Regions from separate parts of the Homo sapiens genome. Here region 2 is linked to region 1. The links are chromatin loops, found by intact Hi-C in ENCODE. Cell type or tissue: dorsolateral prefrontal cortex. All regions are shown on one strand. Each heading gives the region's core, and the rest is flanking DNA. Links, peaks and the distances in the headings are about the cores only.

What was found. Hi-C counts contacts between places; a loop is a spot of excess contacts. Peaks named below come from ENCODE experiments on the same cell type or tissue, not always from the same donor. Only the 100,000 strongest peaks of a DNase experiment are listed, where the experiment ranks them.
Region 2: a loop joins it to region 1, with 2.0 times the contacts of the local background. A loop is called at or near these places in 4 of 110 quality-filtered maps.

The regions. Positions count from the first base shown.
Region 1 is chr20:32,444,414-32,447,312 of GRCh38, reverse strand. It overlaps NOL4L (nucleolar protein 4 like), which reads left to right. Exons shown (of 11, transcript NM_001256798.2): 11 at 1-2,899. Among named protein-coding and RNA genes, the nearest start is that of ASXL1, 88 kb to the right of the region's middle. RefSeq lists an enhancer at 1,230-1,891. In dorsolateral prefrontal cortex, for the core only: no CTCF peak of the experiment used is centred there; a DNase peak (open chromatin) is centred at 1,212; H3K27ac peaks cover 2,500 bases.
Region 2 is chr20:32,516,142-32,519,040 of GRCh38, reverse strand. All of the region lies in intron 3 of NOL4L (nucleolar protein 4 like), which reads left to right. The region is part of intron 2 of LOC101929698 (a long non-coding RNA gene); the gene reads right to left. Among named protein-coding and RNA genes, the nearest start is that of NOL4L-AS1, 44 kb to the left of the region's middle. In dorsolateral prefrontal cortex, for the core only: no CTCF peak of the experiment used is centred there; a DNase peak (open chromatin) is centred at 1,580; H3K4me3 peaks cover 330 bases; H3K27ac peaks cover 1,875 bases.

The DNA of each region.
Region 1 (2,899 bases), core at 225-2,724:
GGCTGCAGCTCTGTTTAGAATCACCTTCGTGGACCCTGATGTTAGAATCCCACCCCCAGATAATTACCTTTCAAGTCTTAGGTGAGCAGAATTGCATATTTATTGAGAAAAGCAAAGTGGACCCTTTCTTCCTCTCCCCTTAGTAATTTATTTTTCTGAAAATGGATTCTTTTGTGTTTGTACAGATTGCTAGTCTGTGTCTGTCTGATCAGAAGGATGTATCCCCATACCTAACATTCCATATCACTACACTGATGTGGGCTGGGGCCAGTAGGGGCAGGACAGGTGCCAGGCTGGCTGTTCCTCTGCATGCCTGGTGCACCCTGTGGCCGCTAGCCCTTGGCCAGGCCATCCTGTTGCAGATCCCAGTGCTGCCACAGGGACACCACCAGGCACCTCCCTAGGCAACGCCAAGCAGGAGGACCTCACCCACACCCATGGCAAAGCAAAACAAAAGAGGCACCCCGACCCCATTCTACAGAAGCCCCAGTCCATGGTCACCTGTATTCTACCTCACACTCCAGCGTGGGCTTTTTCCAGGATGTGCCCTGAGCCTGTTCTGAACAGCTGTAACCCCAACTCCCCCACACAATGTGTCTGCCTGGGAGGTAAGTAAGTCCAGACTGGGTGTCCAGGAGCTGGAACCCAGAGAGCGTCCTGTCCCTAACCAGCCACTGCAGCCCTCCAGCTCTGGCCCTCAGCTGCTTGACAGGACGGACTGCTGGGAGATGGCAGCCGGTTGGCAGGGCCCTTGCCCTCACACCCCGCTGCCCAGGAGCCAGGTCTGAACTTCTGTGCACAGGCCTGGCCCCTCAGACTCACTCCTGCCAAGAGGGGCCACTTCTTCAGGGTGAGCCCCGGCTATCAGGCAGCCGTGAGCTCCAGGGCGGGCTGCAGCTCCCATCCCCTTGCGCCATGTTTGGAGTAAAGGGATCAGTGGAAGTGGAGGAGCCACTTGGGTTCTCCTAAGACCAGCCCTTCCGGAGGGGCCGGTCCTGGAAGAAACCCATAATCCCTGGAGTGTGAAAAAGGGCAAAAAGAAAAAGCTGGCCTGGTTTCCTTCCTCCCTGATTGATTGATTGATAGGCACTTCCTCTTGCTCAGTGCAATACCTACCAGTGCTGCTAAACCAGGGACTCGCCCAGACCTCAGCAGGCCCCCAGGGCCTCTCCGTGCAACACTCCGTAGCCATGACAGCAGCTCTCTGCTGCCCGCCCCTGCCCAGAGCTGGCAGAAGCCCTCTGTTGCCTTTCCTCCCTCAGAGCAGAGAGGCCCCAGGGGAGCCAGGGCCGAGTGGATCCTAGGATGGCCACGGAGAGCCACTCGCTCCCAGAACAGGCACCCCTTCCCAAACCAGCTTTTCTGCAGCCAATTGCCTGTTGCAGCTGTGGCCACTGCCTCCCGGCACTGTGGCAGACTCCCCCCAAGGAGGGATGGGGGGGGCACCAGTGAGGATGCCCCATCCTGCCTCAGGTCCAGAACTCTGAAAGGTAGGGTGCCCACCCCGTGCTTACTTCCGGCCCCTAGAGGTTGGGGGTGGTCGTTATCTCTCAAGTGGCCTCCAATACCCCATCCAGCCACACCACCTCTGCCTTCCATCTGACCAATCCCCAGGCCTCTGGTCAGGGCCAGGACACCTGAGACTCACCCTTAGCACAGCACAACCTCCAGTGCCCAAGGCCTCTCCCACACCCCAGCCATCCACACATCTGGCCCCACCTGCTCAGTACTACTCAACATTTGAATTCGTGTAAATATTTATTTTTGTGTGTGAACAATACTACAAAGTAATCAGTAAGATCTTTTGCAAAAATGTTACCCCAGGCAATTATTTGTGAAAATCTTAATGTTAAAACCTGGCAGAGACAATCGCCACCCTAGAATTCCTGGTATCAGTTACTTAACGTGTCACTTCTCCTCCCAGAGGCAGTACCCAAGCTAGACATGAACCGTTTGCATTTCTTGGCAGACAGGAGTGAGAAAGACTGGGGAAGGGGCTCCCTCCCCCTACCCACACAAGGATTAGATCTAAAGATCAGCATAAGCTACAGTTTGAAGTCATGTTTTTCTGAGTTCAAGCTGTTGGAACTGACCACCCTCCAGCCTGCCTTAGTACTGCGGCAAGAGCGTAGGTTCAATGTGTTTTCAAGAGAAAGGAAAGAATATGTTGTTAAAGTCCATTGGGCCTCCCAGGCCCCTCCAGGACAATGGATTTCATCATGTCGACCCCACCTCTTGGGTGGGCTCCTCCTTTCCAGTGAAACTACACCTGAAGCCCTAGAGATGGCAGAATCAGGAGCAAGTTTCTGCATGGAAACAGGATTCCATTTAGCTGGCTCAGTCAGGGAACTTGTTTTGCTTTTGTTTTAAAAGATGCAGCTTCAACCCCTTCCCCCTACTCCCGACTTGGAGGGCACCAAAGAGCTGGTTCTGATGAACTAAGCTCACTGCTGTCTCACCCTCACCAGAGGGACTGCCTTCTCCCAAAAGGAGCTCCCAAAGCCCTTGTCCCACAGCCATTTAAAAATCTTCTGAAGGGCCTCAGGGCACAAAGTGATCATTTGGGATCCTAAGTTAAAAAGGAAATGCAAGAGTAGGATACTCCAATTCCAGAGTCTTTGCAGGAGGCTAATCCCACAAGAAGGGTAGCATCAGAGAAGTGGGCATTGGTCTTAGTGGTGGATCATCAGGTAGACAAGTGATAGTGTGTGTAACCCATCTGAAATTCATTTTACCGTCACCACTCTTACAAAGGACAGTTTATTCCCAAGGACAGTGCTGACGGGGAGGGGGACAGGCAGGGAGTTAGGAGGGTTTTCGAGGATTTCAAACAGGTGGAACCCATCCATCCCTATTCCCAAGGGCCACTTACAACTCTAAGGGTGGTTACAGGATTAAC
Region 2 (2,899 bases), core at 261-2,760, 72 kb before region 1:
GAAATGGGGTTAATCAGAAGGCTGACAAGATATGGGTTAGTCCCTGTACCTGGCATTGGTGCAGGAAGAGAGAGCTGTGGCTGTTGCGGTTCCTGTTATAATGCTGGACACTCCCTCGATGCATGCCTGAGCCAGTGATCCTGAATGCTGCCACCCACGTGGGCTGCCCCTGGCCAGGCAGCAGCTGCAACCCCTGGGCCAAGACAGCATTTGGTACCTGCAGATGGGCTGGAGGGCTTTCCCTGCCCCACTCTCCACCCTGCCAGGGTTTAGGCCGCAGGGGCCAGGGGTGTGTGTCCTAGTGGTGACTGCCTGGTTCCTGCCCACCCATCCGCCTGTCCCCTCCCGTTCCTTTCCTCATTGTTTCCATAGCAACTGGCGGAGTCAGACACAGAATTGCTTGCCTGGAGGAACAGAGGCGAAGCCAAGAGGGGCTCCATTTGTGGGCTGCTCTGGGGTGTCTGAGGCGCCATCCGCTCCCCTCTCCTGCCACACATCCCACGGCAGTATGGAGGGCATTCCTCAGCTCCCTCCGCACTCCTCACTGATGGCTGCGAGGTCTCCCCATGCTGCAGGCTGCACTCCTCATCTGTGGGCTTCTGTGTGGCCAGGAGGGCAACGCGGAGCACAGCAGTGGCCTGCTTCCTCTCCTCGCTGGCTGCCACCACCACACCCCACCCCCAGGGAGGAGAAAGAGGCCAGGGAGCGAGGGAGCACACAGGCCAGGAGCCATCTAGAATATAAACCAGCGCTGAAGCCCATCTTTCCTGGGGCTTTCTTCAGGCTGGACAGAAGACTAGCACCATGCCCATTCTCACCCATCCTCCCCCATCCTCAGACACAATGCCATCTCTGTCCCAGGTAGCGGAGCTTCTCCTCGCAGGGAGAGGAGAAGACGCTGAGGGAGCAGGAGCCCGGGGAAGTGGCTCATGGAAGGGCATGGACTTGGAGTCAGGCAGGTCTGGTGTGCAGCCCTGTTCCCCACTGTGTGTCCCTCGGCAGGACAGGGAACCTCTCTGAGCAGTTCCTGATCATGACAGTTACAAAGATCCTATGAGGTGTTAGTCCTGGCTTACAGGTAAGGAAACTGAGGCACAGAGAGGTGTTGAGGTGAAATCATACATCCAAGCTCTCCCAGGAGATAGAAGTGCAGGCAGGAAACCATATTTTCTCATCAGCAAAGTGGAAGGAATGCCATCCTTTCAGGGTGGTGAGGGTGAGCCTATTGTGGAGGGCACCTGGGACGCAGCGGGTGCCTGGGGAGCATCACCCTGCCTCCTGCCTCCAGCCCGTGTCGTGGCCTACGGTGCCCAGACACAAGGCTGCCAACGTCCAGGTGGCCCAACAGAGACACAAGGTCTGCCTCTACCCAGGTAGGGTCAGATGTGGCCCCCAGCCCTGCCAGGCAAGCATGCTGGGTCCACACCCTGGACAGGGTTAGAAGGGAAAGGCCTGGTTTCTGGAAGCTGCCAGTGGAGAGTTTTGAGTCTGAAAGGCTCCACTGTCTGCTAAGTGGCCAGAGGCATTCGCCTCCTGGACCGTCCCCAGGTTCCCCTCCTCCTGCCCCCGCTGAAAGCCTGCAGATCCTATCTCTGCCCGCCATGCTGGCCACTGGATGCAGCTATAGCCTGCTGTCTCCCAGGCACCCCTGCATTGCCAGCCCTCCCTTCTCCCTCTCCAGCTGCTGGGAAAGCAGAGCCTGCACCAGCCCCAGAGGCAGACCCAGTGTTCCTGCCCCAGGAAGGTGGGAGGGAGCGGGGACAGGGGACAGGATGGAGGCTCCTTGAGGGCTGCTGGGAGAATGCCTGGCTTCCTGGCCTTATGTTAAAAAGAAAGAAAGGAAGTAGAGTGGCCTCCTTTGCTCAGCGGTCTCTCCCCAGCAGAGTGGGGGGGACCTGGACAGCCCCGTGCCCTCCCCCAGTGCCAGGAGCATAAACAAAGGAGGTGGCAGAGGATCAGGAAGTCTGAGGACGGGAAATTCCAGGACCTCCTGACTCCACACTCCTCTTCCACCAGTCCCTGAGGAATTGAGGACACAGCATGCAAAGTGGGTGTGACTTTAGACCAGCCCAGCTCTTGGGGAAAGGGACCTTTGGAGGCATGTCTCTGTTTTCTTTGATGTGACAAAATATTGTTGCATGGTTGCAAACTGGGAGTAGCCAATGGGCAGCAATGCTGACTCTTCCTCAGTAGGCAGGTTGTCCACTTGGGTCTCCACCCCTTCACAACCAGGCCCAGACTCCTCTGCGTGGTTTCCAAGGCCCTCCATGCCTGGCCCCTCCACATCCCTCCTTGCCAGCCTGGCCTCTCCCGGCTCTCACACTTGCTTGCTGTGGGACTGTGGGAAGGTTGCATAGCTTCTCTGTGTGCTGTTGCCTCATCTGTAAAGTCAGGGTATTACTATGAGCACCCACCTCACAAGGTTCCTGGGAGCCTCTAACCAGAGTGTGTGTGTGGAGCCCTAAGCAGGTGCTAAGGAGCTGTCAGCTGAGCAATAGTTCGTGAGTCCCATTCCGATTCTCTCTACGAAGCTTCCTTGAGCGACTCCGGGGCCCTCTCAGCTCTTCCTCCAGTGACCCTAATGGCCTCACGTCTGTCGCACCCTGCTCATCCTTCACCCTTGTTTCCTGAGCCTGGGGACTGCACCGCACACAGTTTCCTCACGTTCCCCACCCGGATAGCATGCACATCAGCACTCCTCGAAGACTTGCCAATTCAATGATTTACTTCCCCAGGAAGGAGATTTTTTTTTTTTTGCCACCTTTTGAGCTGGTCTCAGGCCTGGGATCTCTGTTTCCAAATTTGAACCCCCTGAGGCTGGCTGGTCTCACGGCCTCTCTGTGCCAGGCCCCCATCGTGCACACATCCTTCGACGCCCACCCCTGCCTGGAAGATCTTT